Regions from separate parts of the Homo sapiens genome. Here region 1 is linked to region 2. The links are chromatin contacts, found by Hi-C in ENCODE. All regions are on one chromosome and are shown on one strand. Each heading gives the region's core, a stretch centred on a gene start or an enhancer-like site at or near the end of the contact. The rest is flanking DNA. Distances are from core to core; before and after follow the strand shown.

Evidence for each region. Hi-C counts contacts between places; a loop is a spot of excess contacts on that map. Pooled maps may share reads with other maps.
Region 1: a map of gastrocnemius medialis shows a loop between it and region 2 (12-fold over the local background). The contact joins the promoter of C17orf58 here to the promoter of PRKCA in region 2. A Hi-C loop is called at or near these places in 2 of 168 maps with a recorded cell type or tissue (CD14-positive monocyte and gastrocnemius medialis) and 11 of 50 pooled maps.

What each region holds. Positions count from the first base shown.
Region 1 is chr17:67,994,704-68,002,108 of GRCh38, forward strand. It overlaps C17orf58 (chromosome 17 open reading frame 58), which reads right to left and starts at 1,766. Exons shown (of 4, transcript NM_001382359.1): 1 at 1,420-1,766. The coding sequence starts at 1,495. RefSeq lists a silencer at 996-1,085.
Region 2 is chr17:66,296,853-66,304,147 of GRCh38, forward strand. PRKCA (protein kinase C alpha) reads left to right here and starts at 5,761. Exons shown (of 17, transcript NM_002737.3): 1 at 5,761-6,172. The coding sequence starts at 6,000. RefSeq lists an enhancer at 6,555-7,056.

The DNA of each region.
Region 1 (7,405 bases), core at 516-3,015, 1.7 Mb after region 2:
TCTCTGCAGAATCGAGCATTTGTAAGTGGATTTTTATCTGGCTTCTTGGACACCACTTACTGGTAAACCACAGCTAAGGAAGGTTTTAAAAGCTTGGCTGGGAGGCAGAGAGGCCCCTGGTTAAGTATAAAAGCACACGTCGCTTACATTTTTTTCCCCATTAGATGATGGAGGAAAGACTCCTAAATGGTATGGCATGAAAACAAATTTTTAAAATTATTAATGATTTTCCCTAGTTCTGCAGACAGGTTGGTGAGTAAACCTCAGCCAGCTTGGGAGCTGGGCACCTTTCCATACCAGTTACACAATTTCACCTCCTTGCTTGCCTGGGTCCCAGTGCCCTCCAAACAGGCAAGAACTAGCCTTTATTTTTCTCTCCCCTTGCATTAAAGAGATGGATCTGCCCATTTGCAGCTCTGGCAACACTTCATTTAAAGTTGATCAGTCTTGCCAAATCGATAATCTGCTTTAAAATCAGCTTTCACCCAGCAATAATAGCTGGTTAGAGTTCATGTTTTTGCAAAGAGGTTGATTCTGACTCATTATGTTGTTAAACGGTTGTGCCATGCACAGCTGAATAAAGTTCTGGTGGATATCCAATTCCTGACTGTCAACTGTTGACCTCACAACTGCTTCCCCATTGATATAACCATCTGTTGTCATGGGAAAGATTGTCTGATATTTGGGTTAAATGCCACTGAAGTCATTCAATTTCCATGTGGAAAAATAACCCAGAGTAAATTGCCCTGTGAGGTACGGAAACTGTTTTTCCCAGAGATAGCGAAGCCGACAGAACATCCAAATAAAAGCAAAACAAAAACACGATCCCCCAGAGAACCCCTCATTTCTTCACGGGCTGAGTAACTTAATTTCATTTCGTGCATGAAGTATAAGAGTGTGTGCGTGTTAGTTAAACCCCGGCTCAGGTGTCCCAAGGTTGTGCGCTGGGGCTGCGGGGAGAGCAAAGTGCCCGGGGCTGCCGGATTTCGGCCCCGCTTCCCCCCAGCCCTCCACAGCGCCCCCCGCAGCCCCTGCTCACCCAGTCGAGGGGGGCGGACCCCGCGGCGTCCTGCGAGCCCGGCCCGGGCACGGCTCCCGAAAGGCGCGCCACGACCCCTTTTGACACTTTCCCTCCTCCGTGATGGAGCAACTACTTAACATGCAAAGTTTTCCCCAGCCTGCCCGGCTTGCTCGGGATCATTTCAGTAGCTAAATTGGCTTCTTTCCGAAAAGGCTGCCAAGAGACACGAAACCTTGGGGACACACTTTGCTCCTTTATAAGACGAACGCAGACCCGGGGTGTCCTCTCTTGCGAGCTCTGACCCCCCTCCTCGTCCCACGTTTCACTGAGCCTCCTTCCCAGCTCCCCCCCACAGATCCCCGCTCCGCTCCCAGGGCCCCGCACTACACCAATCTTACTTTTTCTCTCCGCCACCGGTGCTTCGGGGGATGATCCGACGATCAAACAGAGGAGCCAGAAAGCTCTAGCTGTCATTTTTGCAGACAGGGTTCCCAGGCTCTAAAAGTGAGCCTGGTCTTTTGCTTGCTTTCTCTCCCCCAACCCCTTCTCCACACCCCCACCCCCGTTCATGCTAATGAGGGGCAGCCTTTGGGGAAACGGGAATCACTCGCTGAGCAGACCATTGGAACAAAACCGAGCCGCAGGGATTTCTCCCTCTTCCTTCCTAAGGAGGACGAGCACATGGCCTTGCAAAGTTGTCCCCGGGAATGTCTGTCCTGTGATCTGCGGGCGAGGAGAGCATCACAGCCTAAACTTTAAACCTGTGTGCGTTTGCGCGCTGGGGTGGGGGCAGCAAAGGGTGGGGTGACAAGTGCAGAGAATAAGCGTGTTTCGGGACTGAGGGACTGGGTGGGGGAGAACGAGTGACGGGAGCTTTTTTCTAGATTAGGTCAACAACAAATAGGAAAATAGTGCTTAAGACAGCGTGGGTTTGTGGAAGGGAGATTCCAGATGACAGAGAATGTATCCTGGAATGTGTGTGTTAGGCAATTTCTAGAGAAACCAAGTCACTGCTTCCTTAGTAAAACTGTTTCATTATATATCACAGCTCATTGTAACCTCTGCCTCCCGGACTAAAGCGATTCTCGTGCCTCAGCCTCTCAAGTAGCTGGGATTACAGGCATATGCCACCATGCGAGGCTAATTTTTGTATTTTTAGCAGAGACGGGATTTCACCGTGTTGGCCAGGCTGGTCTCAAACTCCTGACCTCAAGTGATCCACCCACCTTGGCCTCCCAAAGTGCTGGGATTACAGCATGAGCCACCACGCCGGGCCCAGAGGTCTAATTATTAATCAGAATGTTGCCTGTTGAGGCCAGGCAGGGTGGTTCATGCCTGTAATCCCAGTACTTTGGGAGCCCGAGACAGGAGGATCTCTTGAGCTCAGGAGTTCAAGACCAGCCTGAGCAACATGGAGAGAACCTGTCTCTACAAAAAATACAAAAATTAGCCAGGCATGGTGGCTCGCATCTGTGGTCCCAGCCACTTGGGAGGCTGAGGTGGGAGGATCACTTGAGCCTAGGAGGTGGAGGTTGCAGTGAGCCGAGATTGTGCCACTGCACTCCAGCCTGGGTGACAGAGAGAGGCCCTGTCTCAAAAAAAAAAAAAAAAAAAAAAGAAGAAGAAGAAGAAGAAGAAAGAAAAGAAAGAGGAGGAGCCAGGCACAGTGGCTCACGCCTGTAATCCCAGCATTTTGGGAGGCCAAGGCAGGCGGATCACGAGGTCAGGAGTTCAAGACCAGCCTGGCCAAATTAGTGCAACCCTGTCTCTACTAAAATTACAAAAAAGTTAGCAGGGTGTGGTGGCACACACCTGTAGTCCCAGCTACTCAGGAGGCTGAGGCAGGAGAATCGCTTGAACCTGGGAGGCAAAGGTTGCAGTGAGCTGAGACTATGCCATTGCACTCCAGCCTGGGTGATAGAGTGAGACTTTTGTCTCAAAAAGAAAAAAAAAAAGAGGAGGAGGAGGAGAACGAAGAAGAAGAAGAAGGAGAGCAGGGCCAGGTGTGGTGGCTCACGCCTGTAATCCCAGCACTTTGGGAGGACAAGGTGGGTCGATCACGAGGCCAGGAGATCCAGACCATCCTGGCTGACACAGTGAAACCCCGTCTCTACTGAAAATACAAAAAATTAGCCGGGCGTGGTGGCGGGCGCCTGTAGTCCCAGCTACTCAGGAGGCTGAGGCAGGAGACTGGCGTGAACCTGGGAGGCGGAGCTTGCAGTGTGGCGCCACTGCCCTGCCCTCCAGCCTGGGTGACAGAGTGAGACTCTGTCTCAAAAAAAAAAAAAAAAAAAAAAAAGAAGGAGAGGAGGAAGAGGAGGAGGAGGAGGAAAGAAGTTTGCCTGTTGAGCATTAAATCAAAGAAAATAAATTTGCTGGCTGGGTGCGGTGGCTCAACCTGTAATCCCAACACTCTGGGAGGCCAAGGTGGGCAGATCACGAGGTCAGGAGTTCGAGACCAGCCTGGCCAACATAGTAAAACCCCATATCTACTAAAAATACAAAAATTAGCGAGTCATGGTGGCGGGCACCTGTAATCCCAGCTACTTGGGAGGCTGAGGGAGGAGAATCGCTTGAACCCAGGAGGCAGAAGTTGCAGTGAGCCAAGACTGCGCCACTACACTCCAGCCTGGGCAACAGCACAGGACTCTGTCTCAAAAAAAAAAAAAAAAAAAGAAAAAGAAAAAGAAAAAAAAGAAAAGAAATTTGCCTGTTGAGCATTAAATCAAATTGCAGCTAAGGAGATGAGCTAATCTTCCCTCATTCAGGTGTTAGAGGAGTGAATTATATTCTCCATCCAAAAGAGTAAACCTCTACAGCCCCTGCAAAGCTTGGGTATACCAGAGTCAGGGTCTCCAGACCCTAGACAAGACCAGATAAACACTAGTAAATTCATGCCCTTGGGGCCCTGTTTATAGATGTCCTCAGATCCCCTTCTTTCACGTGCTCTTTCTTTAAGTCAAGTGGAATAAAATTCACTAGGCTTAAGATTTCTCAGTTACAACCACATCTCTAACATACCTTCTTACCATTACATTCAAATCACCCAGAACCTATTGGGGGTGTTCCCGAAACTCTTCTGTTGCAGGAATGTTGTGAATGCCCTGAAACCCACACCCTGAAATGTAGAGGCAGGGAGCAGGCTGGATGGCTCCCAGGGGCTCCCAGAGGCTCCTGGGGTGGCACCAGCTGGAAGAACCTGCCAGAGTCCAGTCCTGGGTCTTGGGCAGTGTCTGGCTTGAGCCTTAGAAATCACACTAATGGGCCAGGCGCGGTGGCTCACGCCTGTAATCTCAGCCCTTTGGGAGGCTGAGGTGGGCGGATCACCTGAGGTCAGGAGTTTGAGACCAGCCTGACCAACATGGTGAAACCCTGTCTCTACTAAAAATACAAAAATAGCCAGGCATGGTGGCAGGTGCCTGTAATCCCAGCTACTTGGTAGGCTGAGGCAGGAGAATCGCTTGAACCCGGGAGGCGGAGGTTGCAGTGAGCCGAGATCGCACCATCGCACTCCAGCCTAGGGGACAAGAGCGAGACTTCGTCTCAAAAAAGAAGAAGAAGAAAAAAAAGAAACCACACTAATGGTGGAAGGTACAAAGAGTTCAAAGAGACTGATCTATGTAGCCAGAATGCCAGTTTATTAATTTACAATGAGAAATCAAATCAGAAATGCAAACTCATGTCAGCCTGGGTAGCATTCTCTTTCTATAAACAAGCCACAGAGGAAGCCAAGTTATCCTCAGGGTGCTTGGTAATATAAACCAGAGCCTGGGGAGTTTGTCACCTGATTGGAATGTTTAACAGTATTGGTTTCTGACAGCCTAAGTGTTTGTCTCTGCAATAGGTGTGTATACCTGTCAGGAGGAAGAACCCAAGAGACCAACTGGCATTCCCTTCCTTGATAATTTCTGGTATTTTGAGTGTGTGTTTCTGCTTAGCAGATATTTATTGAGCATCTACTCTGTGTTGTATAATAAAGAATTTGAAGTCCAGGCGCAGTGGCTCACACATGTAATCCTGGCACTTTGGAAGGTTGAGGCGGGCGGATCACTTGAGTTTAGGAATTCAAGACCAGCCTGGGCAACATGGTGAAACTGTCTCTACAAAATAAAAATAAAAATAAAATAGCCAGCTGAGGTGGTAATTCTAGAGAACTTGAATTCTCTAGAGTGACTCACAGAACTCAGGATAGCATTTTACTTACAATGAGTTGTATTATTATTTTGTTGGTTCGTTATTTTATGTTTCTTTTCTCTTATTTTAATAGAGATGGGGGTGGGGGCCAGGTGCAGTGGCTCACTCCTGTAATCCCAATACTTTGGGAGGCTGAGGAAGGCAGATCATTTGAGGTCAGGAGTCCAAGACCAGCCTGGCCAACATGGTGAAACCCCATCTCTTACTGAAAATACAAAAATTAGTTGGGTGTGGTGGTATGCACCTGTAATCCCAGCTATTCAAGAGGCTGAGGCAGGAGACTCACTTGAACCCGGGAGGCAGAGGTTGCAGTGGGCCGAGATCATGCCACTGCACTCCAGCCTGGGTGACAGAGCGAGACTCCGTCTCAGAAAAAAAAAAAAAAAAAAAATTATCTTCGTTTTAATGCACATTTCTTTAATGGCAGGTGAAATTTTACATTTTTTTCATAGATTTATTGGCCATTTGCATTTCTTCTTTTGTTAATTGCCTGTTCATATGGTTTGTCTATATATGTTCCAAATATTTCCTGTCAAAATTTTGTTTGTTAAAACCTTTTAGTGATTTTTGCCATAGAACTTTAAAATTATGTATCATAAAATCCATCAAAAATTTTTTTTTTTGAGGCGGATTTTCGCTCTTGTTGCCCAGGCTGGATGCAATGGCGCCATCTTGGCTGACTGCAACCTCTGCCTCCTGGGTTCAAGCAATTCTCCTGCCTCAGCCTCCCCAGTAGCTGGGATTACAGGCATGCTCCACCACGCCCGGCTAATTTTGTATTTTTAGTAGAGACGGGATTTCACCATGTTGGCCAGGCTGATCTTGAACTCCTGACCTTGTGATCCACCCTACTTAGCCTCCCAAAGTGCTGGGATTACAGGTGTGAGCCACTGCGCCTGGCCGAGAAAGACTTTCTTGAAATCAAAATTATATATATATATATATATATATATATATATATATATATATATATATATATATACACACACACACACACACATATATATACACACACGCGCATATATATATATATATATATATATATATATATAAAATCTCCGTATATTTTTATAATGCTTATAGTTAAATCTTGATTCCATCTGGAATTTATTTTGGTATTGTAGTCTGATGTAAGAATCTAATTTTAATTTTTTCTTGAGTAACAGAAAGTTGTCTAATCCAATTGACAGATAAATCCATCCCTTCCTAAATCTGAAATCTGAGCTATCATCTTTAACATAGACAGTATATTTTTTTATTTTTTTAATTTTTTTGAGATGGAGTCTGGCTCTGTAGCCCAGGCTGGAGTACAGTAGTGCGATCTTGGCTCACTGCAACCTTGGCTCACTGCAACCTCCACCTCCCAGGTTCAATCGACTCTCCTGTCTCAGCCTCCTGAGTAGCTGGGATCATAGGCACACACCACCATGCCTGGCTAATTTGTATATTTTTAGTAGAGACCCGGTTTCGACATGTTGGACAGGCTGCTCTCAAATTCCTGGCCTAAAGTGATCCCCCCGCCTTGGCCTCCCAAAATGCTGGTATTACAGGCGTGAGCCACCGTGCCCGGCTAGGGTATTATCATTTTCTTCGTCTAAGCTCTAAACATTTCTTCTTAGATTTAATTCCTGGGTATTTTATATTTTTGATGTAATGTGGATAGCATATTTTTTCTTTTATATTTTCTGACTGGTTTTAGTAGGTGTCTAGAAAAACTACTAAGCTCTTTTTCTTTTTTTTTTTTTTGAGACGGAGTCTCGCTCTGTCGCTCAGGCTGGAGTGCAGTGGCGCGATCTCGGCTCACTGCAAGCTCCGCCTCCCGGGTTCACGCCATTCTCCTGCCTCAGCCTCCCGACTAGCTGGGATTACAGGTGCCCGCCACCACGCCCGGCTAATTTATTTTGTATTTTTTTAGTAGAGACGGGGTTTCACCGTGTTAGCCAGGATGGTCTTGATGTCCTGACCTCGTGATCTGCCCGCCTCGGCCTCCCAAAGTGCTGGGATCACAGGCGTGAGCCACCGCGCCTGAACTTTTTTTTTTTTTTTTTTTGAGATAGAGTCTCGCTCTGTCGCCCAGGCTGGAGTGCAATGGCGCGGTCTCAGCTCACCGCAAGCTGGGCCTCCCGGGTTCATGCCATTCTCCTGCCTCAGCCTCCAGAGTAGCTGGGACTACAGGCGCCCGCCACCACG
Region 2 (7,295 bases), core at 4,511-7,010:
ATTCATTTATAAAAGTTTTTCTTTTTTTCTTTCTTTTTTTTTTTTAGAAAAAACTTCAGGCCAGGTGCAGTGGCTCACGCTTGTAATCCCAGCACTTTGGGAGGCCGAGGCAGGCAGATCACGAGGTCAGGGGATCGAGACCATCCTGGCTAACATGGTGAAACCCCGTCTCTACTAAAAATACAAAAAATTAGCTGGGCGTGGTGGGTGGTGCCTGTGGTCCCAGCTACTCGGGAGGCTGAGGCAGGAGAATGGCATGAACCCGGGAGGCAGAGCTTGCAGTGAGCCGAGATTTCGCCACTGCACTCCAGCCTGGGTGACACAGTGAGATTCCGTCTCAAAAAAAAAAAAAAAGAAAAAACTTCAATATGTTAACTCCTATTGATGATAGAGGCCACTGGCTCCTGTTTAAAAAATTCAGGAAATGTGCATGGCCAGATACTTCTCCCCAGCAAGGTTTGGGGAAGCATTATGAACGATCTTAATACCCTCTCCCATGTCAATTAAACTAGTCACGAATGAAAAGATACGGGGATTATTTGGGTGGGTCCTTTAGATCCGAAATTTTCTTTTTTTTTTTTTGGGAGATGGAGTCTCGCTCTGTTGCCCAGGGTGGAGTGTGGTGGCACAATCTCGGCTCACTGCAACCTCCACCTCCTGGGATTAAGCAATTCTCCTGCCTCAGCCCCCCAAGTAGCTGGGACTACAGGCGCATGCTGCCACGCCCAGCTAGTTTTTTGTATTTTAGTAGAGATAGGGTTTCACCATGTTGCCCAGGCTGGTCTTGAACTCCTGAACTCAGGCAATTCGCCCACTTCGGCCTCCCAAAGTGCTAGGATTATAGGCATGAGCCACCGCGCCCGGCAGATTTGAAATTTTCAAAGAATTCAAGCATTATGGCTTTGGCTAAAAAGCAATTCATTTATTATTTATTTAGATATGAGGTCTCATTCTGTCACCTAGGCTGGAGTGCAGAGGTACAATCTTGGCTCCTGTAGCCTCAATCTCCTAGGCTCAAGGAATTCTCCTGCCTCAGCCCTCCTGAGTAGCTGAGACTACAGGCACATGCTACCATGCCTGGCTAATTTTTTATGTATTTTTTGTAGACACGGATCTCATTATATTGTCCAGCCTAGTCTCAAACTCCTGGGCTCAAATGATCCTCTCACCTTGGCCTCCCAAAATGCTGGGATTATAGGCATGAGCCACTGCATCCAGCCCAGATATTTTAAATGTATATTTATATATAATCTTTTTAAAAACCCATACATGCTAACATTCTATGCACATTTCTGCATTTTGCATTTTCACTCATACATCTGGAAGATATTTCTATATCAGTACATATAATTAAAAAAAAAAAAAATCTCATTTTTTAAACAGCTGCAAATAATTCTAGCAAATGAATGCATAATTGATCTAACTAATCTCCTGTGGATAGACATTTAATAATTGTTTGCTACTGGAGTCAGTGCTGCCTTTATACATATGCCTTCATGTACACGTGCGTTTATATATGCAAGATACATTTATAGAAGTGGAAGTGCTAGGATTACATTTATAAAATGTATCAACCTTTTAAAAGTACATGCATCAAAATGTTTGATACATTTTTAAATGACAATTATTGCCAAATTGCTCTGTATCATGTCTGTGTGCGACAATTTACAATCCCGCTAATGATGTATGAAACCATTTGATTCTGTACACCCTTAATGAAACAGTGTGTTCCTTACACTTTTTATGTGTGCCCAACTCTTAGGTCACAGTGGGGTTTCAATATGATCTTAATTTACATTTATCTTTTTATGAGACATGTTGAGAATTTTATCATAGGAACTATTTGTATTTCCTTTTCTGAGAACTATCTGTTCACGACATTTGCCATTATTTTTTCTTGGGCTTGTTATTCTTTTTGTTCTTGATTAATATCTGGTGGGATATTTATTCCTACTTTTTTTTTCATTTGGACTGTTGAATTAGCTTGTTTACTTCTAAAAAAATTCTACTTTCATTGGGCTAAGTTACATTTATGGTTTAATTAAGAAAAACTGACATTTCAATGTCTCTTCCTGTATGAGAACAGGGCATATCTTTCCATTTATTCAAGACATAAAGTGGGTTTAAACAGGTACATTTTTAAAAGATGGCTACTTGTGGAGTCCAAATTGAGAAGGGCAAGAACGAAAGCAGGAAGACCAATTAAGTGGTCCTGCAGTGGCCCAGGAAAGAGATGATAGTGCTTAGGCTAGGGTTGGGGGTGGATAGATTTGAGATCTGTCCTGGAGGAAGCACCAATTAAACTTTCTCATGGATTGGATATGGGAGTAAGACCAAGGGAAGAATAAGGATGATGCCTAGGTTTTCAACTTGAGCCATTGAGGGACTAGTGATGCTGTGAGATACAGGAGACAGAAAGAGATCCTAGAAGAAGGCTTGCTTAGAAGCAAAGTCCCCAAGCCTCAAACTCCAGGGAGGCTGCCCACAGAAGCTCTTTCAGTGGAGACACAACCAACTGGAATCAATCAACTGTAATCACAACCAACCAGGGCCTTCATTAACCCATGTGGTACCTTGGTGTGAATTTAAAAATGGTGGCTTTTCTGGGAAGACAGAGGCCCAAAGGTACACTTGGCAAGGAGTATGCGAGTTGAGTTTTAGCCCCTACTTAGTCTCTTGACTGGGAGCTCCTGTGCTATGAGCAACCTGCAGGACCAGACCTGGAAGCCTTGGAACTAACCTCTGACTGGGGCATCTGACTCATCCACTCCTATACAGTACTACCCTGCTCCTTAAACTTACCCCAAAATGGCCCCTGACTCTAGTGTTCTGCTACTCAGGTAGATCCTCACCTCTACCTGTTTAGAGATCTGCCAGTTACAGTGAATCTGACTGCTGCCTGCTTACGCATTTCGGCAGTTGCCTTGCCTCTCCTAAACCTTGAATATGGTGCATAGAATAAAATATAAGCCTTAAGTCATCTTGGTTACCATAAATCTCAGAATGATGCTTTTTCGATACTTATGCAATTCCTATTGCCCAATTTGAAAATGTCCTGGTTCATTTGAAAACAGTCCAGTTAGCTGCATAGAGCAGCAAGCTGTAAATTGTATCTGAAAGACCGCTGGCTTCAAACCATTGGGATTCTGAGTCATCTGTTTGGTGGTCTGACTTTGATCCCAGCCTCCAGCCTCTGGGTCCCCCTGGTCTAGGTGACACCTCTCCAAACAGTGTTGAGCTTACTCCTCAAAGGCAGAGGACAGAAGCGGATTCTGAAAAACTCTGCGTTCAGTCTGACATTCCCTGTTCTTTTCCCGCACCTTCCCCATGAAATAGCAGACTCGAAAATAAAATTTACTCATGCCCTCATGACTGACTGACTACCCCCAACCCAGGGGGTTCTCCCGTCCTTAATCTCCTCCATTTTAGTTATACCATGGGGACTTCAGGTAGGCTGCAGGAGTAGATGCTGGCCCACATTTCCATCAGTCCTTGCTAGGGACAGTGTTACACTGCTTGGTAATTGATAAATCCCCACTCTGGGTGCACAGTCCCCTCTCCCCAACTGAGCTAAGATGTGGGCTATTGATGCTTTCATGCCCAGCCCAACCATGAATCAGTTGACTTCCAGTCAATCATTCCTCCTCGTACCCACCAGGAACAACACTAACAACTGAGGCAAGAATGCAAAGCCACAACCTAAAAGAAAACAGACACATTGTTCCATCTGATCTACTGACAGCTAAGACAGTCACTCCATGGAGTACACAGGAGATTCGCAGGCTGCTGCCAGGGCTCATTCTGTTCTTGTCTTTCCTATGACTTTACTCAGGATTCCATTATCAGCAACTTCACCCTCCAGCTCTCTCCATCCTCCTATGAAAGCCTCAGGGACATAGAAATAAGCTTGTCTTTGTAAAATGTGCCAGGATCTCCGTCTTAGATAAAAGACGACTATGAGAAAAGAAATTATTTCATTCCACTATGTTCCATTTGATTTCTGCTTTCAAGCAATAAACCACCATGGCTTGAGATGCTTCTAGTGTTTCATGGAGAATTGGGACTATTTCCCCAACATGCCCTGCTCTTCATTCCTCTTTGCTTCTTCCCTTTTTGACTCCTTGGACCCGAGGGGCGACCATGAGTGGCGAAATTTCTGACCAGCTAGAATACCAGGCAGGTGCAGGCTCTTGAAGCACCAAGACTGGCTCAAGAGATTGTAAATGGATCAGTCAAGTGCATGCACCACTGACGGCCAGTCAGGAGAGCTTCCATTTGTTAAAAATATAAAGGACATTCCTATCATCAAGCATCACAATTAGGCAATCTCAAAGAAAACAATATTAGCTCTACTTGGCCTATGTTACATGCTCTAAGAAAGTATTTTAGAAAAGTTTTTTTTTTCAACATAAATTTATTGAAGGATCAAACGTGTTCTCTTTCTTGGTCTCTTTAGCTCGTAAAGTCGTTTTGGGGATTTCGTGAATCTGGCAAATAAAACAAAACACCAATGAAACGCTGAGAAATGATTATTTCCCTTATGTATTTTAGCGGCCTCCAGGCAGACCTGATAAATATTCAGCGAGTGATTAGCTGGTGCATCCCCACCTGCGTCCTTTGCATAGCCATGCCCGCTACTCTTTCACAGGCAGTTTTACTTGGTAAGTTACAAACGTACTGGCTGCACTCTGCACCTGACAGTATTGCAGTAATTAGCTTGGGATGCAAAATGATTTCTAAATTAAGGTCCTGGACTTGTAAAATCAAGAAAGCCTGATAATCAACATCGTCGCTCTGGTGGCCATTGAATAACGGGATAAATACCTAAGACAAGTCCTTTAACCATCCCACGTGGTGATAAATGCCCGACGTACAAATTAAAAGTCTCTACCACACGCAGGTGAAATAAGGTATAGGTCAAGAAGAGAAGGTAGGGGAAAGGGTCAATGCTTAATTATTTAAAAATCGCTCTCTTCCTCCTGTAGGAAGGTCTAGGGGCTAGGTCTTTTAGTGCACACGTGATGAAAGTGACATTTTGGCCAGGTGAAACCTCAAGCTGGTACAGGCAGCTAAAACACGGGCGTCGTGCCCTGGAGACACCGGGGGTCCTGAGGATGGGGAAGGGGCTCCCTGCTGCGGGTGCTGAGGGGTTAGGAGGTGAGCACCGGGCGGGAGGCTCCGGGGCAGGGGCTGCGCGTGGAGCCCACTCCCGGACGCGGGCTCCTCTCGGCCCGGCACGGGTGGCGCAGGACTCCGAGCCCGTCGACAAGAGAGAGAGCGGGAGTGGGAGAAGGAAGACCGGGAGAGGAGGAGGCCGGGCGGCAAGAGCGGAAGAAGAGGAGGAGAACTGAGGCGGAGGAGGGCGAGAGGGAGGAGAGCCGGGCGCAGGAAGGGGAGGAAAGAAAAAGGCGGCGGAGGAGCGCGGACCCGCCACTCCCGGCCTCCTCCCCCGCATCCCCACTCGGGCCGGCCCTCCCCCGGCCGCCGCCGCCGCCGCCGCCGCCGCCGCCGCCGCCGCCGCCGCCTCCCCTTGCCCAGTGTTCCCAGCACCGCAAGGCACTCGCTGCCTCCTCCGCACTCGGTCCGGTCCGCTCAGCGCCGCCGCCGCCGCACCCTCGCCGCACCCCCGCGCGCGCCCGGCCCGCGCGCCCCCGCCGCTCGTCCTCGCGGCCTCGCGCTCGGGGCATGCGCGGTGGGCGGTGCCGCTCCGGGCCGCCTCTGCCGCCGCGAGTAGGAAGCGCGAGCGCCGGGCACCGGGCTGTCAGTGAGCCTGGGGCCAGCGGGCGAGCCAGCGGCTCCGGCTCCCGCTCCCGCTCCGCGCAGCACCAGCCCGACTCTCCCCGGCCCCCGCCGCGCCCCCTCGCCGCGACCTCGGCCACCGGCCCGCGCCCCGCGCCCGGGGTCGCCCCGAGCCCGCACCTCTCCCCCGCCGCCCCCGCCCACCCGGCCCTCCGCGGCCGCAGCTCCCCGGCGGAGGCAAGAGGTGGTTGGGGGGGACCATGGCTGACGTTTTCCCGGGCAACGACTCCACGGCGTCTCAGGACGTGGCCAACCGCTTCGCCCGCAAAGGGGCGCTGAGGCAGAAGAACGTGCACGAGGTGAAGGACCACAAATTCATCGCGCGCTTCTTCAAGCAGCCCACCTTCTGCAGCCACTGCACCGACTTCATCTGGTAGGTGCCGGGCCGGGCACTCCTGCCCCGCTCCTCCCCGCCTCCGGGTCCCGGCACCCGGCGCTCCGGCGCGTCCGCCCCGGGGCTGGCTCACTCCGATAACTTGGAACCGGCGGGAGTCCGAACTCTTCGCCCGGAGTGACACGCGCGCCCGGCCCTGACACCGGCGGGCAGGACTCCCGGGACGTCGCCGTCCCGCCACACACACCCCCTGGCGCGAGAGGGAGGCTGGCCCCGTACGGTGGCGAAGGGGATCCCTCTCCGGGCCGGGCCCCTCACCTCCCCGGGCGCGCCCACCCGCACGCACCCAGCGGAGCGGCCGCTTGCCGGGGTGTGAGCCCAGGGGACAGGGGAGGAGGAGAGGCCCTAAGGGGGCAAAGGTTCCCGGAGAAACGCGCCCCGGAGTAACGGGGGAGCGGCGGCGATTGCACTGCGCGCGGTCCAAGTTGCTGGCGAGCCAGGCTGGGCGCGTTCGGGGTGGGGGGGTTGTGTTTGTGCTTCCCATCGGGCTGGACTGCGCTGGCATCTTGGGCCCCTGCCTACTGTAGGCTGCATCTACTGGGCACGGAGAGACTGACTTTTCTGAGTGAGCAGAGAGAGAGAGAGCAAACTGTTGAAAGCTTGCAGTGGGGGAGGGGGAGTTCTAGCAGGCAAATGGCACAAGGGCAGAGGGACTCATTTAAAATAGACCCTGTCGGCCAGGCGCGGTGGCTCACGCCTGTAATCCCAGCACTTTGGGAGGCCGAGGCAGGCGGATCACCTAAGGTCAGTAGTTCGAGACCAGCCTGGCAAACATGGTGAAACCCCGTCTACTAAAAATACAAAATTAGCCGGGCGTGGTGGCACACGCCTGTAATCCCAGCTACTCGGGAGGCTGAGACGGGAGACTCGCTTGAACCCGGGAGGCGGAGGCTGCAGTGAGCCGAGATCGGGCCACTGCACTCCAGCCTGGGTGAGACAGAGCGAGATTCCGTCTCAAAAAAAATGAAACAGACCCTGTCAACTCGAGATTAGACCTGTAACCCTGTTGATGAGGGCAGAGGCCTTATTTAAGAAAAATAATATAAGGGCCAGAGGTCAGAGATCAGGTAATCGCCAATGAATTCAGGCATTCTTAACTCGG